Linked DNA regions of Homo sapiens: region 1 is linked to region 2. A link is a loop called in an ENCODE intact Hi-C map of the cell type or tissue named here. Cell type or tissue: pancreas. All regions are shown on one strand.

Region 1 (8,000 bases), 380 kb after region 2:
AGAAAAGCAAGCCACCCTTGCACTGCTGAGTTCCACTGCAGGCTGCAGACAAGGGCCAGGTCTCCTGGCTGTCAGCCCGCTGTTCTTTCCCCTGCTTCAGCGCCCCTCCTGTCCTACATTCTAGGACACTGGCAGTGCTGTAGGGAGCTTCATTAATTATGATAGTCTCGCTGTGTCAAATGGATTACAAATGGAACCACCTGTGGGGAGCCTGCAAGGTTACGGACAGAGGCTAAAAGGAGATTGGAAAGTGAAGGACAAGCATCTTCTAAATGCATGCTGTTATCAAACAAAACAAATCAGCAGAAATAAATTAAGCCTGAAGGACAGTTTTGCCTTTTCCAAAATTCTGACTTAGTGAATGCTGTGGGAGGTGTCAGTATGTTCATTCTTGCATAGAATTTGGTCGTTGATGCCATGCACGAGAATCAGTCGAGAAGTAGGTAAGTCAGGAATTGACCTGGGCTAGAATGAGTCCCCTCCTGTGAACAGTACTACTCCAGACTAATGTGGGCCTAGAGATAGTTCTCCCAAACTCATAGCATCCTCCTCCAATCAGGACCCCCACATCCAGAACCGAACCTGGCTGTGTGAGGCAGAAGAATTCTCAGATATCTGGCTGAAGAACACTGGGCAGTTATGCCACCATCTAGCCTAGAGATGACCTTTTAGGTCCTTCCCCCAAGGGCCTCGTAAAGACTTTCTATGTTTCTAGCTGCTGTCTGAAAATTATTCTGGGCAGTTTTACCAGTAGCCCCATATCCTTTGCAATTTCTGCAATCTCTTGTCCAAGATTCAGTGTGACGTATGTAAACCAATCTAATTTCTTAATGCATTACTCTATTATGTTGAGCTCCTACTCACAAATGTGAAATGTCTACTCACTATCTACTGAAGGAAGAACAGACCTCTCACCCCAGCAGCCTTTGTCCCCATCCTCATCCAACATATAATGGTCACCAATGATGTGTCAAATTCTGTGCTAGGTGCTGAGGAGGTCTCTCCTCCACTAAAACCTGTCCCTTTCAACAGGGAAAAATTGGATGGGAATCACCTAGGAAACTTTTCCAAATGCCATATGCCTCCTCTCTCACAGATTCTGGTAGAGCCTTCAGGGTTGGGCTGAAAACAACTATTACATATGCAGACACACACACACACAATCGGAAAGACGCAGAAATTAGTGCTCACAATATAATAATGCCATAACAGTTAGATATGGGTTGCTACAAGGTATATTAGATTCTCACCTAGCCTAGGCTTTAATTGAAAATGGGGGATTATTAGGGATTGCTTTTTAGAAAGTATCTGTGCTGAGAATTTTTAGGATGAGTAGCACTTAGCCAAAGAAATAGAAAAAAGATAGTCTAGGCAGAAGATTCTGGATGTGTGAAGGCATATGGGGAGATGAAATAGGAGGGGATTTTGATAACTGCAAGGACTTAAGTAGTTGGGAAAGTCTCTAGACAAAAGGCTTAAGAGAGAGACAAGAGAGAGACAAGAGCTGTATCATTAAGACCCCTTAGGCCATGTTAAGAGGTTTGGGAGCCACTGGAAGGAGTCCATAAGGAGGCAGGTGCAGTCATCCAGGTGAGAAATGCTTAAGATCTCACCTAAAGTCAGGGGATTGGAGAGGAGGACAGAGACAATTGGATGTGGTGCATAAGGAGAAGCAGAATCAAGGAAGAAACCCAAGTTCAGACTTGGAAAATGGAGTAAATAACGATGTTGGTCACCAAGTTAGAGACAACAGAGGAGCAGTAGTAAAGGCAGAGAACAACAACTTTTGGACATGGGGGGAACTTTCTGGAGCAGTGCTCAGTGGTTAATAGTGCTGAAGTGAGACATGTGATCTGAGAGGACTGAAACACAGATTTGAGCATCATCAGCATAGTGGGAATTGAAGCCCTACCAACAGTGTGCACAGACAAGAGTCCTGGAATACCAAAATGGAAGGTTTGAGAGGAAAGATCAGTTTACAAAGGGGACTGAGATGAAAATCACAAGAGCATTATTAAATAAATCAAAGAAGGTTGCAAAGAAGGAATGGCCAGTGGTGAAGTTAAATACGAATTGGAAGTGTCCACAGGATTTAACAACAAGGTAGTCACTTGTGGTGTTGGCAAAAACAGCTTTCTTGGAATTTTGGGCATGGAAGCTTGGCTAAGGAGGAGGGGAAGTGAATGGCAGATGATGAGCTGGGGCAGCCGGGGTAAATTCATTAAGACTTTTATAAAGAGTTGCTTACAGAGCGGTGGGAAGATGGGATTGGATGCAGATGATGTGCCAAGAGCTGTAGCAATTGTTTATAGAAGCAATGGGAACGTGAAGGAATGCAGAAGCATGGAGCAGTCAGAAAAGACTGCAGGAAAAAAAATGTTTAAGCTAATCTTTGAAGAAGGGCTTGCCATTTGTCTAAGGAGGGAGGACTTTTCTGAAAAGAGAGGTGGCAAGTGCAAAGGCAGCAGGCAAAAGAAAGTACAGGCATCGTTAGGGAATTCTAAGTAACTCTGTTTTGGACTATCTCCTCCTTCATAAGCCCTTCATTCCAGCCAGACTGGACTGTTCACTTGGACCCAAATTCAGGCTGCCTTTGATCACTTCTCTTTATTCACACTGTTCTCTCCATTCTGAAGGCCTATCCCCTGCCACCTTCACCAAATGTCCAAGTTCTCATTCCTCGTGGCCCAGCATGAACTCCCAGGGCCTCCGTGAATCTTCCATAAACATCTTTTTCCTTCTCCTCCAAATGGGAGGAATCTCCCCCCCTTCTCCTGCCTGGCATTCTCATAGCAATGTATTCAGATCTTTCTTACGGCATTTTTCATGAAGCCTTATAGTTACTCAAGGAAAGATCCTTGAGGCCAGGGACTATCTTTCTATTAGGATCCATCTTGGTATTATCCTCAGTACCCAATGTAGAGCCTTGGACTTAGCAGGCCTTCTGTTAATCCAGTGGTTCTCAAAGTGTGCTCTTAGGACCAGCAGCAATGTCTGGGAACTTGTAAGAAATGCTGATCCTCTGGCCCCACCCCAGAGCTACTGACTGAGAAACTCTGGAGGTGGGGTCAGCAATTTGTGCTTTAACAAGACCTAAGATGAGGCTGATGCAGCTAATGTTTGAGAACCACTGGCTTAGCTGAGGGTCTCTCTCTTTTTTTCCCTGGAATAGATATTTGTAACTGCAGTGTAGTAGAAGCATTCCTTATCACCTATATAAGAAATCTTTTATCAGCAAAATAAATTTGAGCAATAGAGAAGTGGTTTGGGGGAATTGCAGTGTCCCTGGCTTTAGTAGCATTCAAGAATTAAATGTTGAGGCTGGGTATGGTGGCTTATTCCTATAATCCCAGCACTTTGGGAGGCTGAGGTGGGAGTATTGCTTGAGGCCAAGAGTTCGAGTCCAGTCTGGGCAACGTAATGAAACCCTGTCACTCCAAAAATAAATAAAATTTTTTTTAAAAATCTAAAAGAATTAAACATTGAATGACTGAGGTTTGAACTTACTGGTGTCCAAATTTCCTATTCTCCCTCTTTTTTTTTTTACTTTCTCCTGTGCTTTACTTACTCTGCTTCCCTTTCCACCTTTCATTTTCACATTTAAAACTGTCTTAGGTTATAGTTTTCTGAGAGTGAGTACTTTGGAGAAAAGATGATATAAAAGTCTTAATTAGAAGCCACATCTAAACAAAAATTTGCAATAAAAAGCAAAGATTTTCCAATAAGTTCAAGTGGATTATTCCAGAAAATTTAGAATGAGTGGGGAAACATTCCCTTTTGCTTACATTCTTGCAGTCCTTCTGTTTATTCAGTGGTTCTCATAGGGTGGTTTTAGGACTAGCAGCAATGTCTGGGAACTTGTAAGAAATGCTGATGCTCTGGCCCCACCCCAGAGCTGCTGAGATAGGCTTTCAGAGACAGGATTTCAATCAATGTGGAGAGACACATTTCCTTGGAGCTGAATTCACTTCAAACCATCCCAGGAATACTTACTGCTTGGTAAATTTCAGCATTTACTGCAGGTGTCAGCTCCCTATGGTGTAGAAAGCTGCTCTGAATTTCTGCCAATAATTTTTTAGCTTTTCTATTACCTCAGCCTTAGGTGATAGTCAGACAAGCTCTAAGCAAGGCAAAGGTCTCACAAATGTGCAGCAAAGATGCCCCAAACCAGCAGTTGTCCTTAATAGGCAGCCTGACCTTTCTTCATGTCTGAGCACTTTCTCATCAATCCTAACAATTTATTCACTTGTGAGAGAGATATATAGTACACATAAATATATGTGTATATGTGGGTATGTATGTGTACATAATGTGTATATATATGCTATATATATGTATATCTGGATACATATATATATGCTATATATATGTATATCTGGATACATATATATATGCTATATATATGTATATCTGGATACATATATATATGCTATATATATGTATATCTGGATACATATATATATATATATATAGAGAGAGAGAGAGAGAGAGAAGGCTGAGCGAGAAGAATTTCAATAGCTCAAAAGGCTGTGCTATTGAAAGGTTTTTAGGTTTTTTTTAATCCACTGTAGTGAGTGCATCACAGATATAAGGGTGAACCTTGAAACAAATTTCATAATATCTGTGTATAATACCTACTTGCTTTTAATATATACAAAAACAAGACAGTGGAACTAAATATATGACCACAACATACACGTACACATTTTCCTTTGTAAATACAACATTGTGGTAGGTATTTCCTCATGTAAGAGGAGCAAACACATCAGAGTTGCATTCTATAATGTATAAAGACCACTTCAGTCTCTCCCCAAATTAGATGTCTTTGGGGAAAGGGAAGGAGATACCAGAATTTAGAAAATAGATCTTCCAAGTCTTAAATAAAGAACACTATGAAGATCTTTCTTTCCCATAAATATCTTCATAGTTTTGGTGACTCTGTTTTAGGGAAGCATTGAATTCCAGGTGAATTTGAGTTTCAGAAAGTGTATTCAGAGTCCAAAGAGACACTGAAAGGTAAAATTCTTTACCCCTCAGAATTTGCTATATCTTTGCCATATCCAACTAGGTTAAGTACATTGATCAATTCATGGTTAAAGAAGTAAGAGTCCTAAAAATGATGAGAAAATTAGTTATTTCTTTCTGCTCCAAATATTTCATGGTTTATCTCTGAGATGTTCTCCTGAAAACTGAGGCTAATGTTTAGTATCTAACACTGTTTTCAGTTTCTTAACTATTGGGAGCAAGTTAACTTTAAAAGAAAGATATCCTCTTTTTAACTCTCATAATGTTGACATCCAGATTATAGTAAATTATTTTTCACTATGGAAAGGACAATTATAGCCCTGTTTTTCTCCATGTTAACAGAATATGAGCTTTAAGAAAGGATTTTAATCTCTGGAGACTGGGAGGGTGGACTGTGTTTGATTCATTTGATATGCCCAGCGGAGGCACCTGTTTTCTTCTCTGGCTTGGACTTGCTACTCTAGCTCTATCTAAATATATAACATAGTGCAACATTCCAAGGAACACTGTCAACCTTGGTGGGTGATACTAATTTACAAATAAGTATGACACATTAGAGCCTTTGGGAAGGGGAGGAGAAGCCCAGGCACTTAGATGACACTTTATGTAAGAGGACTGGAAAGCCAGAATCTATTTTTGCTCTCAACAGTTTCCTGAGCATTGTAAACCAAAAAGTATCTGAGACACATCTCAGTCAATGTAGAAATTTATTTTGCCAAGATTAAGTACATGCCCATGACACAGCCTCAGGAGGTCCTGAGAACATGTGCCCAAGGTGGTCAGGCTACAACTTGGTTTTATACGTGTAGGAAGACATAAGACATTAATCGATACACATAAGATGTATATCGGTTTGGTCTGGAAAAGCGGGACAACTGGAAGCGGGGCTTCTAAGTCATAGGCAGATTCAAAGATTTTCTGATTGGCAGTTGCTTGAGTTATTATCTAAAGACCGGGAAGCAACAGAAAGAAATGTCTGGGTTATTATGATAGGGGGTTATGGAGACCAAGGTTTTATCATGTAGATGAAGCCTCCAGGTAGCAGACTTCAGCAAAAATAGATTATAAATGCTTCTTATCGGACGGAAGGAGTCTGTTTTATCAGTCTTAAGGTCTCTGTGTTGATGTTAACTCCAGTCAGCTTTGTCTAAATTCCAAAAGGGAGGAGGATATAATGAAGAATGTTCAACTGCCTCTTCCCAACATGGCCTGAACTAGCTTTTCAAGTTAACTTTGGAATGCAGTTGGCTGAGAGGAGGGGGCCATTCAGGTGGTTGGGGGGTTTACAATTTTATTTTTGGTTTACAGCATCTAGGCTCAGTAATCAGGAAAAACAAGCCCTCTTCTACGAATCAGTTCGATTGAGGTGGGGCACATTCTTCACTTTAGCTATCTCTTCATCTAACTTCTGCTTCTGTGCCCTTTGCCAAGCTTCCATCCCCTTTAAGGTTAGGACAGGGAAAGGAGGGAACTCCTTAGCCCCACTCTGGAAGGAAAGTGCAACTAGTCTTGGCGGAGCTTAGGTACGTAACAGTCACCAATGCCAACCATCTTGTTGCCCTTAGCTCCAGTCTGACCATGTCATAACACTGCCCCAGTTGGAAAATTCTAGATTATCCCCTCATAGTCCTTTGCCTCTGGGACCCACATTGACAAGTTCTGCTTCAACAGGATATTTCTACCCACCTTCTCTTTTGCTTTGCACTTTTTTAAATAACCCAACTCTTTAAACCAGATTAGATTTACTGGTTTATTTCTACCTCTACCTGTCATCATCCTAAAAATTTCAAACCAAAACTTATTAATTCAACAGCTGGCAGTCTTCTATGAATGCCCTTGTGTACAGAAATCTATAGAAAGTGCTGGGGAAAGACTCAATAGGAAATAGTTGAAACATGAAGAGACATGAAGTCAATGAATGAAGGTGTGATAATGATCCAATGTAAAGGAAAATAGTTAATAATAGCTATTTTAACTAAACGCTTCCTCTATGCTAGACAGTAAGCTACTCACCATAGCTAAATGTTTTTCATAGATTATTTCATGTAATCCTCACCTGGGCTAAGTTTTATTAAACTCTATTTTACAGACAGCTTAGCAAGCTTCAGTTACATGTTCAAAGTCACAGAACTGGCAAATAGCAGAGGCAGGTTTAGAAAAGAAGCCAACCTTACTCATAAGCATGGGTTCTTTCAAATAAGGTATATACGTTTCCCAACTGAAAGATTGCCTCTAAGCAGTTTCAATTCAATTTTAAGCAGTGGTTCTCAGCCTTGAACTCTTTTGCCTCCCACCCCAGGGAACATTTGGTCATAGCTGGGGATATACTTGGTTGCCACAAATTGTCATACAGTGCTACTGGCATCTGATGAATTGAGGGATGCTACTAAACATTCCACAGTGCTCAGGACAGTACCCCACAACCAAGAATCATCTGGTCCAAAATGCCAACAGTGCTGAGGTTGAGAAATCCTGATTAGGAGGATGGTGGATTTTTAAAGCCACTTCCTAAAAAGCAGGTTGTTGTGTCTATACCTCACTTATGTGCACATTATGTCCCATCACAGATGACAGCAGCCTTCTGAATCTAACTCCCTACCCCCTGGTGAGAAGACGGAAGAGAAGGTTCTTTGGGCTGTGTTGTCTCATCTCAAGCTAGGTGGCTCCTCCTGGAAACCCACTGAGAACATCTGAAAAAAAATCACAAAACCCGAGGACCTCCAGACAGCTGAACCACACAGTTATTGGTTTTTGACTATGTTTTCTATGCTTCCTTATTACTTTTATCTGCCTCCCCCTGCCCTTTTAAATGATTTTACACTTGAAAGCAGCTGCCGTCAAGAAAAAAAAGAACAGATTCAAAAACCAGGCTGTTTTTAAAAGGGAATTTTAAAGCTGACATTGTGCATGTCTGCTCCAAACCACGCCATGACAGATGCAAGAATTATGATTTTTAAATTATTTAAAGGTTTTTT
Region 2 (8,000 bases):
CAGCAGGTTAATATTTAATGAGCTTTATTGTATGCTAGGTACAGTGGGAGGTATTTTACTTGCATTACCAGATTTACATGAGCTACTAGGTCACTGGAGTATAGGAAAGGTCTGAGAAAAGAGCACTGACGTCCTCAGGCACTGGGGGGAAATGTCAGTTGGGAGGTAGGAGAACAGCAAAGATGCATGCTGTCTTTCCCAAGTGCTGTGGTTTGAACATGTCACCTCCAAAATGCATATGTTGCCTATGTGATAGTATTCACAGATGGGGCCTTTAAAGGATAATTAGGCCTGAGGACTCCTTCTTCATTAATGGAATTAAAGCCCTTTTGAAACAGGCTGTATACAGTGTTCGGCTAGCTTGCTCTCTTACCCTTCCACCTTCTGCCATGTGAGGATGCAGCAAGGAGGCCTTCACCACACCAAATGCTGGTCCCTTGACCTTGGGCTGCTGGCCTCCCAAACTGTGAGAAAATCATTTTCTTGTCTCAATAAATTACCCAGTCTTGGGCATTCTGTTACTAGCAACCCAAAAGGAATAAGATGCTAAGTTTTATGTAAAGCCAGCTTGTTAGGGGAAAAAATCAGAATCATCAGCTAGTCTCAGAGTAGTAACACACACAGAAAACTGGAACTAACCATTTTGGTCTGAGCTTAGTGCTAGCTGTGTTTGATGAATAGAACTAGGTGATGGCTTCAGCTCTTTTGGCCTTACGCATAGGAAAAACTATCTTTTTTTCATTCTAAATCTGCACATTTGGCCCGGCCGCCCCGTCTGGGAAGTGTGGAGCGCCTCTGCCCAGCCGCCCCGTCTGGGAAGTGAGGAGCGCCTCTGCCCGGCCGCCCTGTCTGGGAAGTGAGGAGCGCCTCTGCCTGGCCGCCCATCGTCTGGGATGTGAGGAGCGCCTCTGCCCAGCCGGCCATCGTCTGGGATGTGAGGAGTGCCTCTGCCTGGCCGCCCTCCGTCTGGGAGGTGAGGAGCGCCTCTGCCCGGCCGCCCTTCGTCTGGGAGGTGAGGAGCGCCTCTGCCTGGCTGCCCCGTCTGGGAGGAAGTGAGCGCCTCTGCCTAGCCGCCCTGTCTGGGAGGTGAGGAGCGTCTCTGCCCGGCCGCCCCGTCTGGGAAGTGAGGAGCGCCTCTGCCCGGCTGCCCCGTCTGGGAAGTGAGGAGCGCCTCTGCCTGGCCGCCCCGTCTGGGAAGTGAGGAGCGCCTCTGCCTGGCCACCCTTCGTCTGAGATGTGAGGAGCACCTCTGCCCAGCCTCCCTTTGGCTGGGAGGTGAGGAGTGCCTCTGCCCGGCCGCCCCGTCTGGGATGAAGCGAGCGCCTCTGCCCGGCCGCCCCGTCTGGGAAGTGAGGAGTGCCTCTGCCCGGCCACCCCATCTGGCCACCCCATCTGGGAAGTGAGGAGCGCCTCTGCCCGGCTGCCCCGTCTGGGAAGTGAGGAGCGCCTCTGCCCGGCCGCCCCTTCTGGGAAGTGAGGAGCGCCTCTGCCCGGCCGCCCCGTCTGGGAAGTGAGGAGCGCCTCTGCCTGGCCGCCCCATCTGGGAAGTGAGGAGCGCCTCTGCCTGGCTGCCCCATCTGGGAAGTGAGGAGTGCCTCTGCCCGGCTGCCCCATCTGGGAGGTGTACCCCACAGCTCCGAAGAGGCAGCGACCATCGAGAACGGGCCATGATGACAATGGCGGTTTTGTCGAAAAGAAAAGGGGGAAATGTGGGGAAAAGAAAGATCAGATTGTTACTGTGTCTGTGTAGAAAGAAGTAGACATAGGAGACTCCATTTTGTTCTGTACTAAGAAAAATTCTTCTGCCTTGGGATGCTGTTGATCTATAACCTTACCCCCAACCCCATGCTCTCTGAAACATGTGCTGTGTCAACTCAGGGTTAAATGGATTAAGGGCGGTGCAAGATGTGCTTTGTTAAACAGATGCTTGAAGGCAGCATGCTCGTTAAGAGTCATCACCACTCCCTAATCTCAAGTACCCAGGGACACAAACACTGCTGAAGGCCGCAGGGACCTCTGCCTAGGAAAACCAGAGACCTTTGTTCACGTGTTTATCTGCTGACCTTCTCTCCATTATTATCCTATGACCCTGCCACATCCCCCTCTCTGAGAAACACCCAAGAATGATCAATAAATACTAAAAAAAAAAAAAGAAAAAATTTTTGTTGTTTTAAGCCACATTTGTGATATTTTGCTACAGCAGCCACAGCACAGATATAGCTGGTAACAGAGTTCTTTAGCCTCCAAAATACAAGCCTGGGGTAAATAACTATTGAATTTGGCCACATGGAAATCAGGAAGAATGTAATAAGCATCATCGATGGATGGGATGACCTGGGAGATCGTGGCAAGTTTAAAGCTAATTGGAAGTTGGCAACCAAAAAGTCCTGTCTTGCAAATTGCCAGGAAATTGCCAAGAAAACCTTTAGAAAACATGATTAAAGATGGAGAAACCCGGCTGACTCCCTGGTTTCTGAAGAGGTGCTTAGGCATTTAAATGAGACTGACGAGACTTCACACTGTACCCTTCAGAAGGGCAGACACTCACGAGATCGTCAACCACGGCTCCCTCGCTGGGAGGCAGACACAGAGCTGGAGGCAGCGGCCACAAACTAGGTGGGCAGAGAGGCGTCAGCATCGGGACTTGCAGGAGGCCCTGGGAAGGAACAGGCAGCGGTGGGGCCTGGACAGCCTTGGGGAAAGGAAGTTACTTGGAGGAGACCAGGGGCTTGCATTTGGGCCAAAACCAAGGACGAGATCAGCTGGTCCCAGGGAACTCTGGAGCCCAGCACCCCACCATGGGTGCAGGGGCCTGACAACCCAACAGAAGGCTGTGGGTACCGGGCACCAGCCTGTGGGGGGTCTGAAGGCTGCTGCCCAGCCACACATGTCCTGGTCCCGAACAAAGGGTTCAAGAGGCACCTGGAGCCCCGCCCTCCTCAGAGCAGCCTCTTAGCCTCAGCTGGTTGTTGGCCTTTGGTCACCCCACATGCCCTGACAGTGGGGCCTGGCCTCAGAAAGGGGCCCCTCCATTTGTACTTTCTATCTGATCCTTGACACAGTGCTAACACCAAAGACCAAACCCGAATCTTGGTTCACATACTCTGCAAAGAAATGACTAAGACTAGTTCTTCTGGAGGTCAGTTTTAGAACATGTTTATTCTAACTTAATTCTGCCTTATCTCTGTGCACCAAGAAAACTATCTGCACATGTGTAGTAAAATGTGAAGGTACCTTCATTTTGTTTGTACACTAAACTTTTAAGAAATATCTCACTTTTAAAATAAATAAATAAATAAAAAATAAATCTGCACATTTGGTTTTATTTACCATGTCAACCAAGATGTACACTGCCAACCTGTTTTTCTCTCTCATTGCTCCATGTCTGCCCTTACCCATTTTTAAAACCATAGTCACTTGCTGGTAGTGCTTCCTTGTCCTGCCTTGTCCCATGTGGAGATGCAAATCTCACCTACTCCTCTCACGTGTGGAGACCTTACAATATCAGCCTCCATGTGCCCCCAAACTTGGGAGGTACCTGGAATCCTCTCCTTGGCTCAGCATACCAACTGTAATTATCACCTGGGATTCCTTTTTACAAAGTAATATTTTAAAGTTAATATTTAATCTTAGAAGCAATATAATAGTGTCAGAGGGCTGAAAACTGAAAATATATGTAAGCATCAATCATTAGGAGGCCAAATTTGGTCAGGCACGGTGGCTCTTGCCTGAAATCCTAGCCTTTGGGAGGCTGACGCAAGAGGACTGCTTGAGCCCAGGAGTTCAAGGCCAGCTGGAGCAACATAGTGAGACCCCCATCTCTACAAAAAATGTATACTTAGCTGGGCATGGTTATGCAAGCCTATAGTCCCAGCTACTGGAGAGGATGAGGTGGGAGGATCGCTTGAGTCCGGGAGGTTGAGACTGCAGTAAGCCATGATGGTACCATTGCACCCCATCCTGGATGACAGAACAATACCCTGTCTCAAAAATAAAATAAAATGCCAAATTTGAGAGCGTTGTTATCTATGAAGGGGAAGGAGAATGTAATCTGGAATGCTATTAATTATGTTTTATTTCTTAAGCTGGGCAGTATTATCACAGATGTTATTTTCTGTTCTATTTTATGTCTCCAGTATTTTGTAAAACGTTAAAAAAATCATTATAAGTCATTACCCTAATATTATACCCTTTTTATTCATTTCTTGGTGCAGAAGCTTAGATCACTCACCTTTGTTCTCCTTGTAAAGCCAGAGGGAAAATCTCCAACAGACCATATAGCCAAGTATTATTTTACCTAAGAGGCCCAATTTCAAAATAATGCTTTTAAGATAATCTATCAGAATAAAAATTGAATGATAATCCATGACCAAAACTTTCTATTACTGCTTTTTTTTTTTTTTTTTTTTTTTTGAGACAAGGTCTCACTCTGTCACCCAGGTTGGAGTGCAGTGGCGTGATCTCGGCTCACTGCAACTTCTGCCTCCTTAGCTCAAGTGATCCTCTCACCTCAGCCCCCCAAGTAGGTGCAACTACAGGCACACATCACCAAGCCCAGCTAAGTTATTGTGTATTTTTTGTAGAGATGCGGTCTCACTATATTGCCCAGGCTGGTCTTGAATTCCTGGACTCAAGTGACTCAGCCACCTCAGCCTCCCAAAGTGCTGGGATTACAGGCTTGAGGCACTGCACCTGGCCTAAAACTTTCTACTAAAAAATAATTACATATCTGTGCTGTCCTGAAATATGCTATTTAGCTCTTAAATTCTGTACTTTTGTGACCCTCTCTGAAGTGCTGGTTTATTAACGGTGAAATGGATCATCTTGTTTTTCAACACTAGAGGGCACCAAATTCTCTTCTAGAGCAAAACAATCAATGTTTTCCACCAAAGAACTTCATTTACTAGGGTAGAATATGGATTGGTATATTTTCAGTCGTTTGATAACCAAAAACGTAAGAGATTTTGTGCTTTATGATAAAGGGTTTAGAGAATCATAGTAAGGCTTTCTCTTGCTATGAATCTGTCTCTAGCTAAGAATCTGTCAATGCTTTTGCTAAACTGCTTTTCAGGAACATTTATTGTATGTTTGTCCAGAGGGAATAAAACAGCTACTCTGGGTTAATGCTTGGGATAACTTATTTTTAAGGGTTAGGGTTAGACACATCGTTTATTCTGGTTTTAAGTTTCAGGTAGCATGTGCAGTTTTCTGAAAATAGGCATTTCCCCTAAATTCAGGATAAAATCAATAGCCGGTATTGTGCTTCAGTGTGAATTGGGGTGCTGGTAGAGAGGAGTGAAATGATGTTAGCTAGTAGGTTACAGTGAGCCATTCATATACATTGATGTTTAGCAGAGTTTCTTAACTTGGGTTTGATAAATCATCCTTTTATTCTTCAATAAAAGTGATTGGAACAAGGTCACACCAGTCAATGACTTCTTGTCACTAATTATACCTTTTTTTGTCCAATTAAAACATTTAAAGATATTTTTGCATTGTACATTAAATTATTTCTGGTTGCTGAATTTTTCTCCTTTTATCTCTAGCCACAACAATGGGTAGTCTATTTAGGTTGTCTAATCTGTAGGAAATACAAATGAGGCAACTTCTATAAAGCAGCAGCATAATCCAGTGAGATAAATGCCAAGCATGTATTTTAAGGAAATGAAGGTACTAGCACTCTCTGTGTACTTTGATACTATGTTCATTTGCTATTGCCACTGTCACAAATTACCACAAATTAAGTTGTTTAAAACACACACATTTATTACAGTTCTGTAGGTAAGAAGTTGGAAATGGTTGTCATTGGACTAAAATCAAGGTGTTAGCAGGATTGCATTTCTTTCTGCAGGCTCCAGGGGAGAGTCTGTTTTCTTGCCTTTTCTGGCATCTAGAGTCTGAACCTTGGCTCATACAAAACTTCCATATTCAAAGCCAGCAGTAGCTGGTTGCATCTTTCTCACAATGTCATCTCTTTGTTTCTGACTCTTGTGTCTTCTTTTTCCTCATTTAAGGACCCTGTGATTACACTTGGACCCACCCACTTCAATCATGATAATCTCCTTATTTTAATGTCAACTAGTTAGCAGCCTTAATTCCATTTGCAATCTTAATTCCCCACTGCCATTTACAGGTTCCAGAGATTAGGATGTGGGCCTCTTTGAAGTGGGGAGGGAAATATTATTCTGCTTACCACAGATAGTTTTGGTGGAATTCTTGAGTCAGGCCAACCTTGAAAGAGAAGAGGTAGCTACTATTTACAGGTCTTGACAGCTTCTAGAAAAATTAGTGTTTTCTCTAACTTTCTTTGGAATTTCCACATTATTCACTTCTCTAGTTTTTCTTGGGGTTCTGAAAGTGAGTATGGGTTCTAGGAGGTATAATTCATTAATTATGTATCCACCATTAGTATCATAATTTGACATAAATGATCAGATTGGTCCATTGGGTCTTGCCTAAGTAGCATAAAGGGCAATTAAGTTTAGATGGCAGAGCTGGATCAAGAAAGGTAAAAGGCACAAGGCATTGTTTGAAAAGGTTCAGTGGGCTCTGAAAAGAGAAAGCTGCATGAAAGCAAGGGCTGCTTAGGTAAAAGGTATGGCACTAAAGATAATATTGACCTACCTCACAGTGTTGCCTGGAGCCAATCTGAGTAAAGAAACATTAGACAATAAATCACATCTTCTTGGTACATAAATAACACATATGTAGCACAAAGCTATGCCAAGATCTTCAGACTGCTAGGGTCCATTTCAGTCCATAGAAATAATGGCATTCACAGACTAGAGGTTTATTAATGACAAAGACAATAGATTTCATTTGGGATGCCTGTGTGTGTGAGGTTTTTACACTTACTAATGAGCAAAGTGCCCTGAAAATCCAGTTTTCCTCATGTTATTTTGAATAAACTAAGTATATGTGCCACACACTCTTTATTTATCCTCAAATGGTGCAAATTTAATGAAAACTGGATGCCACAAACTTGCTGAGTTTGATAAGGAAGAGTTGTGCTCTCTTTCGGTTAATTCGTTAGTTATATAGGTCCCAAATCATTATGCGAAATATTGAAGCCAGAAGTTTGAGTTAGCCTTTAAACTTTAATCAGTAATAGTTTGGGGAATAGTGTATGTTGTGACATGTTTAAGATTCTCTTCTTACTCAGAAGCTAATTGCTGAATTTTGCTGTACCAGCAATCTCTGGAGAATTCTGTGCCATCTCCTTGATGCAGTGCTATCATCTCACTTATATTAGGTGAATGCGTTTATTATTGGGGTTAAGCTTAAGGAAGAAAGAAAATAAAGCAGTGTTCCAGAGCAAAAAGCTTTTGCAGCCACTACAGATATTTATGAGTCAAAGAGTAGTGCTCCCCTTAGCACACTTGAAATTATAGGAAAATGTTCCTTTATTTTAAGTGACCAGTCTTTGTGTTAGGCTATTTTGCTTTTTAGTAACACTTAGATTTTATTACAGTTTTGGACTACACACTTGAGAAGTCAAAAGTCTTTGACTGCTTGATTGGCACCTAATAGTAACTGTTGTCATACTAAGTGCCAGACGTTTCCTGTCTATTAGATAGTAATAAATACTGAGAATGTAATGGCTTCACCTTTATAAGGGTCGCAGAGCATAAGGGTTTATATTTCTAGCCTTTTGAAAGAGATTTACCTTAGGAACATATTTAGGGAAGAGATGGATATTTTAATCTCTTTGGATTGGTTTCTTTATGCCTTAAAGGAATGTGTAGTGCAGTGGTTCTCAAATGTTCATCTGTGGACCAGCTGCATCAGAATCACTAGGGGAGTTTTTTTACAATTTCTGCAGACATTGTAAGTGTTATAAGTCTGGGATAGGCCCCAGACAGTTTTTTTGTTTGTTTGATTCAAGGCTGGAGTGTAGTGGTGTGATCAGAGCTCACTGCAGCCTTGAACTCCTGGACTCAAGTGACCAGACAATTTGTATAAGCACGCTGGTTAATCCAAGTGTGTAGCCAGGCTTGGTA

The links. Hi-C counts contacts between places; a loop is a spot of excess contacts. Peaks named below come from ENCODE experiments on the same cell type or tissue, not always from the same donor. Only the 100,000 strongest peaks of a DNase experiment are listed, where the experiment ranks them.
Region 1: a loop joins it to region 2, with 3 times the contacts of the local background. A loop is called at or near these places in 85 of 110 quality-filtered maps.

Annotation. Positions count from the first base shown.
Region 1 is chr5:64,601,569-64,609,568 of GRCh38, forward strand. It overlaps RGS7BP (regulator of G protein signaling 7 binding protein), which reads left to right. Exons shown (of 6, transcript NM_001029875.3): 6 at 7,593-8,000. The coding sequence ends at 7,684. Among named protein-coding and RNA genes, the nearest start is that of SHISAL2B, 85 kb to the right of the region's middle. In pancreas, no CTCF peak of the experiment used is centred here; no DNase peak of the experiment used is centred here.
Region 2 is chr5:64,224,527-64,232,526 of GRCh38, forward strand. All of the region lies in intron 5 of RNF180 (ring finger protein 180), which reads left to right. Among named protein-coding and RNA genes, the nearest start is that of RNF180, 63 kb to the left of the region's middle. In pancreas, a CTCF peak has its summit at 4,851 (motif pointing right); no DNase peak of the experiment used is centred here.